Linked DNA regions of Homo sapiens: region 1 is linked to region 2. The links are chromatin loops, found by intact Hi-C in ENCODE. Cell type or tissue: A673. All regions are shown on one strand. Each heading gives the region's core, and the rest is flanking DNA. Links, peaks and the distances in the headings are about the cores only.

Region 1 (7,252 bases), core at 1,040-5,039, 320 kb before region 2:
GAAATGTTTTTACACTGTTGGTGGGAGTGTAAATTAGTTCAACCATTGTGGAGGATGGTGTGGTGTTTTCTCAAGGATCTAGAACTAGAAATACCATTTGACCCAGCAATCTCATTACTGGATATATATCCACAGGATTATAAATCATTCTACTATAAAGACACATGCACACATATGTTTACTGTGGCACTATTCACAATAGCAAAGACTTGGAACCAACCCAAATGTCCATCATTGATAGACTGGATAAAGAAAATGTGGCACATATACACCATGGAATACTATGCAGCCATAAAAAAGGATGAGTTCATGTCCTTTGCAGGGACATGGATGAAGCTGAAAACCATCATTCTCAGCAAACTAACACAGGAACAGAAAACCAAACACCACGTGTTTTCACTTATAAGTGGGAGTCGAACAGTGAGAACACATGGACACAGGGAGGGAAACATCACACACTGGGGCCTGTCGGGGTGGGAGTGTAGAGGAGGGATGGCATTAGGAGAAATACCTAATGTAAGTGATGGGTTGATGGGTGCAGCAAACCACCATGGGACGCACATACCTATGTAATAAAACTGCATGTTCTGCACGTGTACCCCAGAACTTAAAGTATAATAACAATTAAAAAAAAGTGCATCTGGGAAAAAATGAAGTGTGGTGATTTGTTTCTTTTTTTTTTTTTTTTTTTTGAGACGGAGTCTCGCTCTGTCACCCAGGCTGGAGTGCAGTGGCGCGATCTCCGCTCACTGCAAGCTCCGCCTCCCGGGTTCACGGCATTCTCCCGCCTCAGCCTCCCGAGTAGCTGGGACTACAGGCGCCCGCCACCGCTCCCGGCTAATTTTTTGTATTTTTAGTAGAGAAGGGGTTTCACCGTGCTAGCCAGGATGGTCTCGATCTCCTGACCTCGTGATCCACCCACCTCGGCCTCCCAAAGTGCTGGGATTACAGGCGTGAGCCACTGCGCCCGGCCTGTTTCTTCCTTTCTCTTCTCCTCCTCTGGTTTAAGTAAATTCCTGATATTCGTTTTGCCATTTGTCTCCCTCAGATTAAAATGGAGTTGATCATGGTTGAAAAATTACATTTAGGTAGGGTTCAGGGTGTGCTGAGTAACATTTTACTGCATTTTTAAGTTAAATGTTCTTAAAACTTTTTTATTCATAAAGATGCTTCAAAATGTGCTTTTAAAATCTACATGCAGTATGGTTTCATTGTATTATCTGAAAATGTCACTGGGAAATGATCAAAAAGATTCCCAAACTGAGGGGTTGAAAAATGCTATATTGGGCAATTACTGAATCTTCTGTAGTTTTTGAGTAAGCTGGAACCCAATATATGTGAGTAGAAAATATTAGGATGTCTATCCTTAATAATATTATCTCCTCTGCTGCTCACAGTCTTATCAACTGATACAAAATTTTTTAATTAAAATTTTCAACCTTTGACATCAGAACATCATAGTTCATTAAAGTAGCCCTTTCCATTAATTCCAGAAACTGGACTCCAGTTAACCAGTAACTTCTGTATCAGTGACATAATTTCCTGCACAATTGTTACTTTGTAATGGTTAACTTCTCTCTTAGTTGTTCGCAGCAGGGGGTAGTTTTCTTACTTTTTTTTTTTTTTTTTTGAGACAGAGTTTCGCTCTTGTTGCCCAGGCTGGAGTGCAATGGTGCCATCTTGGCTCACCGCAACCTCTGCCTTCCAGGTTCAAGCAATTCTCCTGCCTTAGCCTCCTGAGTAGCTGGAATTACAGGCATGCGCCACCACGCCCAGGTAATTTTGTATTTTCAGTAGAGACGGGGTTTCTCCATGTTGGTCAGGCTGGTCTCCAACTCCCGACCTCAGGTGATCCCACTGCCTCGGCCTCCCAAAGTGCTGGGATTACAAGCATGAGCCACCATGCCCAGCCTAGGGGGTAGTTTTCTTTCATGAGTCTGCTATTATAATTCACGGTGACTTAAGACATTTTACCCTATAATAAAACAAAAACCTCTGAGTAGTAAGAGATAGTACTGTTTGACCTCAGTAACTGTCCATGAACTAAAAAAAAATCCATGAAAGTTACTGACTAAAAAACTGATAGTCCAAACTGGACTATACCAGCAGCAGCCTTTTGATGAGATGGAGTCAGACACTTGGCCATCTAAACACAATTGTTGGTATTAAAGGATAGTGAGAGTCTTTTGAAGAGAAAAAAAGAAAAGAATACTTTGTTCTGAGGTTGTGTAGAATTAAGGTCAGAGGAGAAATTTAGCCTGTCAGTAGTGTGAAAATACGAAAGAAGCCCCTGGAAAATTTGAAACAGGGTGAATCCAGTTTCATTTCATTGTTCTATTGCTCAAACCTTAAATTACAGAAGGATTAGCACAGTTTAGCAAAAGTAACAACAAAAAACCAGCAAACTCAGATGTACACTACTTAAATTTTTGCTTTAATGAAATCTGATAATAATTTGTATGGGCAGCAAGCCAAATCATAGACTTCAATTCTTTAGGGGGAAAAAAGGCATTGACTGCCTAATATATTTTGGCTTTATTGATTTTTTTAAACATTGCTTCTGACTAATGTACATGAAATTTTTATACCTGTTTACTTAGTGATTATGCATATAAATAATTGAGAGCTGAGAAACAGAAAAACAAAACTTAGTTTGATGCAGTAACTAGCACCTGATATCATTCCTGAGGTATTTGCCGGAGTCTGTAGAGTCAAGCAGAAGAAAATGAGCAACAATTTTATTAACTCCTAATCTTAGAGGGTCTTGCTCCCATTGAGAGTGACAAAAATAATTTAATTGTAAGTGAAGGACATGAAAAATTGCCTGGAGTATTGAAAGGATTTTGAGCTTAGCTTGCCCAGTTTTATGAAAGTTTTTTCTCCCCATGGCTGGACTGTGAAATCACCATGGAGGAGAAATTGCTTTATTTAAATAGCTTGCCTGCCTTCCTTCCTTCCTTCCTTCCTTCCTTCCTTCCTTCCTTCCTTCCTTCCTTCTTTCTTTCCTTCTTCTTCTTTCTTTCTTTCTTTCTCTTTCTCTCTTTTCTTTCTCCTTCTTTCTTTCTTTTTTCTTTATCTCTTTCTTTCTTTTATTTCTCCTTCCTTCCTTCCTTCCTTCCTTCCTTCCTTCCTTCCTTCCTTCCTTCCTTCCTTTCTTTCCTTCCTTTCTTTTCCAATAGTGATGAGATCTTATTGTGTTGCCCAGGCTGCTCTCTAACTCCTGAGCTGAAGTGTTGCTCCTGCCTCAGCCTCCCAAACTGCTGGAATTACAGGCATGAGCCATGGCACCCCGCTTTTAAATATATTTTCTGTGTAAAGACTCTAAGAATCTGTGTAAAGAATCACAACAAACTCCTGGTAAGAGAGTAAATTGTGCCGCAATTAGAATTACTCAAAGAAAAGTTTTAATAGTGCGTCTACTTCTGCTGTTCTGCAGCCAGGCCAGCTTAGCAGCATCTTAAGCCTGCCGCTGAGGCAGAAATCATTTAAAAAACCAATCTCTGTCTCTGTCTCTGTCTCTCTATCTCTCCTCTCTCTTTTTAAAGATTCTACATATGAGGGAGATCTTACAGTATTGATCTCACTGTGTCTGGCTTTTTCAGTTAACAGATGAGTGAGTTCTGGGGATCTAAGGTACATTGTGGTGACTATGGTTAATAATATTATCTGATATACTACTTGAAATTTGCTAAGACAATAGACATTAAGTGTTCTCACCACACATACAAATGCTAATTATGTGAAATGAGAGATGTGCTAATTAACTTGATTGTGCTTATTTCATAATGTATATGTATATCATATCATCATGTTGTATACCTTAAATGCATACAATTTTTTAACGTGTTTTTCTAATTCTTTTTTTTTTTTTTCTTGAGACAAGACTTCACTCTGTCACCCAGGCTGCAGTGCAGTGGTGTGATCATGGCTCGCTAAAGCCTCAACCTTGGACTCAAGTGATCCTCCCACCTCAGCCTCCCAAGTAGCTTGGGACTATAGGCCCACACCACCACACCTGGTTAGTTTTTTAATTTTTGTAGAGATGGGTTCCCACTGTGTTGTCCAAGCTGGTCTTGAATTCCTGGGCTCAAGCCCTGGGCCTCCCACAGTTCTGGGATTACAGGTATGAGCTACTGCACTCGGACTACAATTTTTATTTGTCAATTATACCTTAATAAAGCTGAGGCAAAAATAAGCCAAAGCCCATCTCTTTGGTTTGGTCCTCACTCCTCATAATTGATCAATTCTCCCGGGGGTTCTGATTTTCTGTAACTATAGTGTATTACTTTATTCTTCAGCTTCCAGAAACTAGCATGTATAAGAACAAATCTATGATAAAAATTATGTATATTGCCAATAGATACACTGAAACACATCAAAGGGTGAATGAGTTGATGATCATTGTAGTGCCAACTCCTGCCACATCCTTCTCTGGTAGCTCATGCAACGGAACTCTCTCGTAAAATCTCCTTCCTTGATACTTTGATGTTTAGACATTTCTTCATTCGCCACTTGCTTTCTTCATCTTCAGTCCACTTTAAGACCTGTGGGTCTATCCACTTTCAAAGAAAGGAAGTAAATGGGCATAACTAATATATGTAAACCAGGCACTTTTTAGAACAAACAATATGCAAAATAAAGGGGGGTGGTGATTGGTTAGAAATGGTACTTCTGGCATTACAAATAATGGATATTATAGGCTAATTTGTGTCTCCCCACAACATTCATATGTTGACATCCTAACCTTGGTTGACTTTTATTATTATTATTATACTTTAAGTTCTAGGATACACGTGCACAATGTGCAGGTTTGTTACATAGGTATACATGTGCCATGTTGGTTTGCTGCACCCATCAACCCATCATTTACATTAGGTATTTCTCCTAATGCTATCCCTCCCCCAGCCCCCCACCCCCCAACAGGCCCCAGTGTGTGATGGTCCCTTCCCTGTGTCCATGTGTTCTCGTTGTTCAACTCCTACTTATGAGTGAGAACATGCGGTGTTTGGTTTTTTGTCCTTGTTATATTTTGCTGAGAATGATGGTTTCCAGCTTTATCCATGTCTCTGCAAAGGACATGAACTCATCATTTTTTATGGCTGCATAGTATTCCATGGTGTATATGTGCCACATTTCCTTTATCCAGTCTATCACTGATGGACATTTGGGTTGGTTCCAAGTCTTTGCTATTGTGAATAGTGGCCCAATAAACATTCGTGTACATGTGTCTTTATAGTAACATGATTTATAATCCTTTGGGTATATACCCAGTAATGGGATCGCTGGGTCAAATGGTATTTCTAGTTCTAGATCTTTGAGGAATCACCACGCTGTCTTCCACAATGGTTGAACTAATTTACACTTCCACCAACAGTGTAAAAGCATTCCTATTTCTCCACATCCTCTCCAGCATCTGTTGTTCCTGACTTTTTAATGATTGCCATTCTAACTGGCATGAGATGGTATCTCACTGTGGTTTTGATTTGCATTTCTCTGATGACCAGTGATGATCAGCATTTTTTCATATGTCTGTTGGCTGTATAAATGTCTTTTTTTGAGAAGTGTCTGTTCATATCCTTTGCCCACTTTTTGATGGGGTTGTTTGTTTTTTTTCTTGTAAATTTGTTTAAGTTTTCTGTAGATTCTGGATATTAGCCCTTTGTCAGATGGATAGATTGCAAAAATTTTCTCGCATTCTGTAGGTTGCCTGTTCACTCTGATGATAGCTTCTTTTGCTGTGCAGAAGCTTTTTAGTTGAATTAGATTTCTATTTTGGCTTTTGTTGCCATTGCTTTTGGTTTTTTAGTCATGAAGTCTTTGCCCATGCCTATGTCCTGAATGGTATTGCCTAGGTTTTCTTCTAGGGTTTTTATGGTTTTAGATCTTACCTTTAAGTCTTTAATCCATCTTGAGTTAATTTTTGTGTATGGTGTAAGGAAGGGATCCAGTTTCAGCTTTCTGCATATGGCTAGATTGGCCTTTTTTTTTTTTTTTTTTTTTCCAAATGAGACAGGGTCTCCTTTGTTGCCCAGGCTGGAGTGCAGTGGCACACTCATAGCTCACTGCAGCCTTGAACTCCTGGGCTCAAGCAATCCTCCCACCTCAGCTTCAGGTAGCTGAGACTACAGGAATGCACCACTGTGCCCTGTAGCAAGGTTGGTTTTTAAAATGATTTCTGCCTCAGTGGGAGGAATTAGAAGCTGCTAGGCTGAATTTATATGCCTGCAGGACAGCTGAAAGTAGATGTAATATTGAAACTTTTCTTTGAGTAATTTCACTTGTGGGTCTTGGGTTGAGTTTCCCAGAAGCAGATCTTGAGGCAAGGATTTGTACACAGTGATTTATTCTGCAAGTGTTTCCTGAGTAATTGGTAGGACATCAGGTAAGGCAACATCCCACCGAGTGCAGCTTCAACTTTATTCCACATGGGAGCTCTGAAGTATATATCATGCCTCCAAATTAGTCTGACCTAAAGCAAGGGTGCTGGGCTTTCATACTCTCACAATAGTCGGTCCCAGCAGAAGGGACAGAGGTAGGAGTGGGGTGGTGGTAGGGAGAGTGGTGGGGAGGGAGAGAAATCATCAGACACTCTCTGCTCTCTGCCAGTTTGGATGATGCTGCTCCAGTAGTCTGAAGACAGTATGCAAAGAAGAGTCACGGGCATGGCACACAGAAGCGGGAGGGGAAACACACACAAGTGCCGAATGGAAGCCAGTGGATCTGGACAGAGCACCCACAGTGCCTATTTCAGGTAGTGAGGCACTGACTAAACTCCAGGCAGGGTCCTTTTTCTTCCTGCTCTGCTGTATTTTTACTGGGTCTGGTCAATTTCTGTTTACATAATATTTAGAATTTACCATACTATTTGGACAAGAAAGAAGAAAGATTTACCTTAAAAAATAAGAGATAACACTTTTTGGTGCATACAATGTGCTGGGCACTTCTCTAAGCAGTACACCTTTTTTCTGAGATGGAATTTTGCTCTTTTTACCCAGGCCAGAGTGCTGTGGCATGATCTCGGCTCACTGCAACCTCCGCCTCCCGGGTTCAAGCAATTCTCCTGCCTCAGCCTCCTGAGTAGCTGGGATTACAGGCACCTGCCACCATGCCTGGCTGATTTTTTGTATTTTTAGGAGAAACGGGGTTTCACCATACTGGCCAGGCTGGTCTCGAACTCCTGACCTCAGGTGATCCACCCCCCTCGGCCTCCCAAAGTGCTGGGATTACAGGTGTAAGTCATTGTGCCCGGCCT
Region 2 (7,252 bases), core at 2,156-6,155:
CTCTACTTCTTTTCTTCAATTCTTTGTCATATGCATGATTTCACTCTCCTTGTGATACCTTCCTTTCTTTAAACATATTTCAATATGTCAATGCCTTTTAAAGCTGTAGTACAGAGAGCTGGGCATAATATTGTCTGAACACTGTAGAGAAAAACAGGACACTGGCTTCCTTATTCTGTACTCTCATCTTCTATTAAGGAAGTTCTAAGGTGACATTGTACGTGTTACAGCCATATTACTCTGAATTTGCCATCACTTGAAGACCTAGGTTATTTATGTGCCTGCTGTCATTACATCACAGCTCCTGAATTTATTTTTAGAATTGTAGAATACCATATTAGTTTCCTGTAGCTGCTGTAACAAACTAACACAAACTCAGTGACTTAAAAGAATAGAAACTTATTCCATTACAGTTCTGGAGGCCAACAATCTCAGGGATGTACTCCCTCTCTAGGCTCTAGAGGAGAACCTGTTCCTGGCCTCTTCTAGCTTCTGGTGGCTGTTGGCGTTTCCTGGCTTGTGGCTGCATCTCTTTCTGCTGCATCTTCACATGGCTTTCACCTCTGTGTGTGTGGGTCTGTCCCCAATCTTCCTCTGCCTCTCTCTTATAAGGATACACATAATTGCATTTAGAGGCCACCTGGATAATTTAGGGTAAGTTTCTCAAGATTCCAGGAAAAATTTCCTCTCCGTTTGTGGACCTACCTGTGAAATTAGAAAATAAGTTATCTGCTTCCAAAATATGAAGATGAGACAGGTATAGGATAACAGTTACAGATATTTCCATTCCAAAATGGAGAAAATAGAAGGAATAAAGGGACCACCATCCCAAGATAATTCAAAATAAGGCATGAGAACAATCCTCTGCGACTTGAGGCTCTGCCCTGTAGGACCACGGCTCCATCCTCTGCCTTTGTGCCTGTGGCTCTGGCCTCTGGCTCTGAAGCTCCAGGTCTAGCTCTGTCCTTGGGGGAAATCATTCCTTTTTATTAACTGAGAGCACATGTTTGCAGTGGTTTTATCTGCTTATTTCCTGCCTGTAAAATTCTGGGAGTCTGATAACCTTCTTTCAGTTTATCTTGTCTCTGTCTCCTTCAGTTCATGCTAACAGTGCTTCTGCTGGTGTAACATTTCCAAAACCTTCTCCCATATATGCCATGTGGATTCCCACTATTAGACCAGAGGGTTTCCTGCAGATCTTTCCTGGATAATTCTATCTCTATTCTTGACTTCTGCTGAGATGGTTGAGTAGATGTATGAATCACTTGCTGAATCTCTTTATTACGTGTTGTCCACTCTCACCCTTGGCCTTATCGCCAGAGCATGCTTTCCTAACAGCCAATCTACTAATTTTTGCATCCTTTGCAATCTGGATAGACTGAGAATTTCCCAAATCACTGAATCCTGACTCTGTTTTGAATAACAGGTCCTTGATTTATCTCTTTTCTCTTGAATTTTGCTATAGGCAGCAAGAAAAAAATATCAAGCCACACCTTTAACACTTTGGAAATCTAATCTGCTAAATAGAGAAGTTCATCACCTACGTGTTCTGCTTTCTACATAACTGTAGGACACAATACAGCCAAATGTGTGCCCCTATAGAACAAGGATCACCCCCTTCCCATTTCCAAGGATATATTTCTCATTCTTTCTGAGCCCTCATCAGAATCACCTTTAAATTCATATTTTCACAAACACTTTGTTTATGATAACACATGTATTTTCTAAGATGATAAATGCTTTCTATACTGTGCTTATTTCCTTCTGAGCCCTCACCAGGAATATCTCTATCTGTATTTCTACCAATAGTCTGTTCAAGGCAATCTAGGCTTTGGCTATCATGCAACTCAAGAATTTTCCAGTCTTCACCCGTTATTCAGTCCCAAAGCCACTTCCACACTTCTAGGTGTTTGTTGTAGCAGCATCTCACTCCTTGTACCAAAATCAGTGTTAGTTTCCTGTGGCTGTACTAAAAACTACTATAAATTTGGTAACTTAAAACAACAGAAATTTATTCTTTCACAGTTCCATGTGTCCGAAATCAAAAATCAAGGTGGTAGGCAGGGCCACACTCCCTCCAGAAGCTCCAGTGTAGAATTTATTGTTTGCCTCTTCCAGCTTCTAGGGGCTGTAAACTTGGCTGGTGCTATCTGTCTCTCTATTCTGTCCTTACATTGCTTTCTTGTGTGTTTGTCTGACCTAAAACTCTGTCTGTCTCTTATAAGGATACATGTGATTGCATTTACAATCCACCCAGGTAATCCTAAATAACACCTCCTTTCCAGATATTTAATTTAATCACAGTGATTTTCATATAAGGTAATATTTGCATGTCCTAAAAATTTGAAAGTGAATATATCTTTGGAAGCCCATTTTCTTCAGCTTACTACATGCCTCAGAATGCTTCCAGTTACTATGCAGTATCTAATTCCAAAGCCATTTCCTTATTTTTAGGTATTTGTTATAGCAACATCCCACTTCTGGCACCAAAATCTGTGTTAGTCTTCTATGGCTGCTACAACAAATTACCACAGACTTGGAGGGTTAAAATAACATAAATGTTTTTCCTCACAGTTCTGAAGGCCAGAAGTCTGAATTTAATATTACTGGGCTGAAAGCAGGGCATCGACATAACTGTGATCCTTCCAGAGGTTCCAGGGGAGAATCTGTTTCTTGCTTCTGGTGGCTGTTAGCATTCTTTGACTTGTGAGAGCAAGTCACTCCAATCTCTGCCTGTATGTTTACATTGCCTTCTCTTCTCCCTGTGTGTAATTGCTCTCTGCCTCTCTCTTAATAGGATATGTGAGATGACATTTAAGACTCATACAGATGATCTAGGGTGATATCTACACCAATATTCATCACAATCACATCTGCAATGACTCTTTTTCCAAATAAGATTCCGGAAATTAGAATGTGAGTATCTTTTGGGGAGCCATTTTCAGCCTTCCATAAATATCATCGTGTTCAATCTCCTTTTTACACAAAGAAAGAAACAGAAGCTTAAAGAAGGTAAGTGAGTCTCTGAGAACGAGTTTGCATTCTTAGAATGAATAGCTGGAGCAAGAAGATTGTTTCCAGCACTTACTGTAGTGGAAGGAAGTGACCAGAAGTGAGGTCCTCTAGCTTCTTGCCCATTACTACACAGTTGGTAACTGGAGGGAAGTAAATATAGGATATTATAATTATCTTTATTAATTTATGCTATATTTGACCCTTTATTCTAATCTCTTCACTTAAACACTTAGAATATGTTTCCTCAGCAGTGGCCTTAATGACATTTGAATTGAATAATTCTTTCTTGGTCAGTGAGGGACAAAGTAGTGGCCTGTCCTCTGCACTGTGGACTGTTTATCAGGATCTCTGGCTTTTACCCAGTAGATGTCAGTAGTACTGCCCTTCCTACCACCCCTCAAACCCCACTCTCAGCCATGACAACAAAAAATGTCTCCAGGTGTTGCTAAAAAGGACAGGACTATAGACAAATGCTACAGATCACCATTACTTTCTTCCTCTTGGACTATAAACATGTTTTTTGGAGCCAGCTGTCAACCCACCTAACAATGTTATCATCTAGCTTATTATATTTTTCATAACAGCATTTTGAGAGTGTTTATCAAATGCCTGGCTGAAGTCTAGATCCTAAGTCTACCACATTTTAATAATAATTCTTTAAAAAAGGGATAGAATGAGTTTAACTGAATTTTGGCCCAGTAATTATGTTTTCCTTTTTGAAGAGCTCACAAATCATACTATTCCACATCTGTTCTAGAGTCTTTTGGTGATTAATGTTGACCTCACCAGCATATGTTTGTGGGATCAGCCTTTTTCCCTTCAAAATATTTCTCCATTCTCGTTCTTTTAGTACTTATTTTTTTAATGCCTGACTTCTTTCTTTTTTTCTTTTTCTTTTTTTAGGCAGAGTCTTGCTCTGTTGCCAGGCTGGAGTGCAGTGGCTCAATTTCTGCTCACTGCAAACTCTGCCTCCCCAGTTCAAGTGATTCTCGTGCCTCAACCTCCTGAGAAGCTGGGACTACAGTCGCGCCACCACACCTGGCTAATTTTTGTATTTTTAGTAGAGACGGGGTTTCACCATGTTGGCCAAAATGATCTCGATCTCTTGACCTCGTGATCTGCCCACCTTGGCCTCCCAAAGTGTTGGGATTACAGGCGTGAGCCACCGCGCCTGGCCTTTAATGCCTGATTTCTATAATACAAAAAACAATAGATACATGATTATACTTGTAATTTCTTTTTGCACTTGAGGATACAGAAAAAACAACATATGCAATTGTCTCCAGTATAGAATATATACATATGTGTATATTAACATCTTATCATCAGCAAAATCTTTCTTAGAATCTCTTCCTTGATTGAAACCTTGCTTCTGGATGCCAGAATTACATATCCAACTGCCAATTTGACAACTCCACTTGGTTGTCTCAAACATAATTCATGATTTTCTTGAACTCATGGTTTTCAACCCTAACTGTGGTCATCTTTGCTGTATCTTAGCTTGGTAAAGGGCACCACCATCTGGTCACTTCTGCAAACCGGAACCATAGAAAATAGTCACACACCTTCTTCTCTCATATCCAATTCATCAAAAAGTTCAATGGATTATGCTTCCTAAAAATACCTTCACATTTTCCCCTTCTTGTTAGGTCCACTCTCCTGCACCAGTTTAAGGTACAGCTGTCTCACCTGGACTAATGAAAACTTCCTCACTGGGTATCCCAAGCCTATGCCAGGTAGGCATATTGGTCTTTTGAGATACAAATCTGACTCTGCTATTCCTTCGATAAATTCTCTTTGTTCCTGGAAAAGAGTTAAATCTTGATCATGGCTTAGAAAGCCCTGCCTAAACGATCTTGCCTACCTTTGCAGTTATATCTCACTGCCTTCATCTGTGTGCCCAGCCATGATGGCCTTCCTTCAGTACTTGGGCACACCTTGCTCACACTGTCACGAGGCTCCTGCACTCATAATTCTGTCTGCCAGGCAGGTTCTTCTCTGCCATGCTTGTATCCTAATTTAACTCCTTCTCATTCCAGGTCTCAGCTCAACCATCCCTCTCCAAGGGGGTCTTTCCCAACCACTTTCTCACATTCCTTTGCTCCCCTAAATCAAATCTCCCTAATCTATGCTGTCATAGCACCACATACTTCTTCGCAACACATGACAAATATAATTTTACATTTGTTTGACTGACAATTGAATTAATGTGTCTCTTATGCTAAATAACTGACCTTCTTGAGGAAACAGATGCCACTTGATTTTGTTCAACTTTAGATCCTTGGCACATTTTTTATCTTCTATGCCATATTCATGTCACTTTCCTAACTCTGCCAAGTACCTAGTGTGTTGTATGAGCCTATCTTTTTTTTTTGGATGAATGGGTGAAAGAATGGGCGCATATTGGGTCCTATTTTCTGGTAAAATATTTGTCTATCCTTTTAAGACTAAAGATGGATTTCTCCAACAGAGACTACAGAAATGAAGCCCTAGCTGATTTTGCTTCCTCTAGTCAAATTAATATAAAACCATCTGCATTTAGAAATGGATAAAACTATCATTCTTTTTTCCCATAATTCAAAAAAACCATTTCTTTTATTAGGTATGTCTTATTTTAAAAAGTATTGTTATTGCTTTTTTTTTTAAAAAGAGAAATGCAAATCAAAACTACAATGAGATACCATCTCGTGCCAGTTAGAATGGCGATTATTAAAAAGTCAGGAAACAACAGATGCTGGAGAGGATGTGGATAAATAAGAACGCTTTTACACTGTTGGTGGGAGTGTAAATTAGTTCAACCATTGTGGAAGACAGTGTGGCAATTCCTCAAGGATCTAGAACCAGAAATACCATTTGACCCGGCAATCCCATTACTCGGTATATACCCAAAGGATTATAAATCTTTCTAGTATAAAGACACATGCACATGTATGTTTACTGCAGCACTATTTACAACAGCAAAGACTTGGAACCAACCCAAATGCCCATCAATGATAGACTGGATAAAGAAAATGTGGCACATACACACCATGGAACACTATGCAGCCATAAAAAAGAATAAGTTAATGTCCTCTGTAGGGACATGGATGCAGCTGGAAGCCATCATTCTCAGCAAACTAACACAGGAACAGAAAAACACTGCATGTTTTCCCTCATAAGTGGAAGTTGAATAATGAGAACACATGGACACAGGGAGGGGAACATCACACACCGGGGCCTGTTGGTGGGTGGGAGTCAAGGAGAGGGAGAACATTAGGACATATACCTAACGCATGTGGGGCTTAAAACCTAGATGGGCTGATAGGCCCAGCAAACCACCATGGCACATGTATACCTGTGTAACAAACCTGCATGTTCTGCACTCGTATCCCAGAACTTAAAGTAAAATGAAAAATAAATAAAAAAAGAAAAAAAGAAAAAGTATTGTTATTGCTTTTTTTTTTTTTTTTTTTTTTGCCAGCCATAGTTGGTTCTGGGGTTCAGTCCTTCTGACTTTTTTTACTTTATAGGTCTTATGCAATTCATTTGGCATTTAATATTGATGAAGTCTTTTTCACTACATGTAGTTTAAAAAAAAAACCATTCCTCCAGAAATCTATGTAACCATCCCAACCCAATATTGTCCTTTTCTTCCTTTCAGCAACATTGAATGGCTTTTCATTTGGAGAGCCTCTCTGGTGTCTTTTGTCAACTTTTCTAAAATCTTAAGACCACCTCAACATGGCTCAAAAGTCTCCTCTCTGAAAGAGGAAGTTTTATATACTGTGAGTGGGAACATAAATTAGTACAGCCATTATGGAAAACAGTATGGAGGTTCCTCAAAAAAAACTAGAAGTAGAACTACCATATGATTTAGCAACCCCACTGCTAGGTATATATCCAAAGAAAATAAAATCAGTTATGTTGAAGAGCATCTGCCCTCCCATGTTTACTATGGCACTATTCACAATAGTTAAGATAGAGAATCAACCTGTATCTATCAATAGATGAATGGAAAAAGAAAATGTGGTATAGATACATGAAGGAATACTATTCAGCTATTAAAAAGAATAAAATTCTGCCATTTGCAACAACACAGATGAGCCTGGAGGACATTATGTTGTTAAATGAGTTAGGCACAGAAAAATAAATACCACATGTTTTCATTCATATGTGGAAGCTAAAAATGTTGATCTCTTAGAAGTAAGGAGTAGAATAGTGGTTACTAGAGGCCAGGAAGGGGAGTAAAGGGAGAGTA

The links. A loop is a pair of places that touch in the nucleus more often than their neighbours do. Peaks named below come from ENCODE experiments on the same cell type or tissue, not always from the same donor. Only the 100,000 strongest peaks of a DNase experiment are listed, where the experiment ranks them.
Region 1: a loop joins it to region 2, with 6 times the contacts of the local background. A loop is called at or near these places in 9 of 110 quality-filtered maps.

The regions. Positions count from the first base shown.
Region 1 is chr6:24,377,705-24,384,956 of GRCh38, reverse strand. It overlaps a transcript of DCDC2 not described here. Among named protein-coding and RNA genes, the nearest start is that of MRS2, 22 kb to the left of the region's middle. In A673, for the core only: no CTCF peak of the experiment used is centred there; DNase peaks (open chromatin) are centred at 1,556, 2,856 and 3,286; H3K27ac peaks cover 3,862 bases.
Region 2 is chr6:24,061,583-24,068,834 of GRCh38, reverse strand. No RefSeq gene overlaps it. Among named protein-coding and RNA genes, the nearest start is that of NRSN1, 61 kb to the left of the region's middle. In A673, for the core only: a CTCF peak has its summit at 4,538 (motif pointing left); a DNase peak (open chromatin) is centred at 4,504.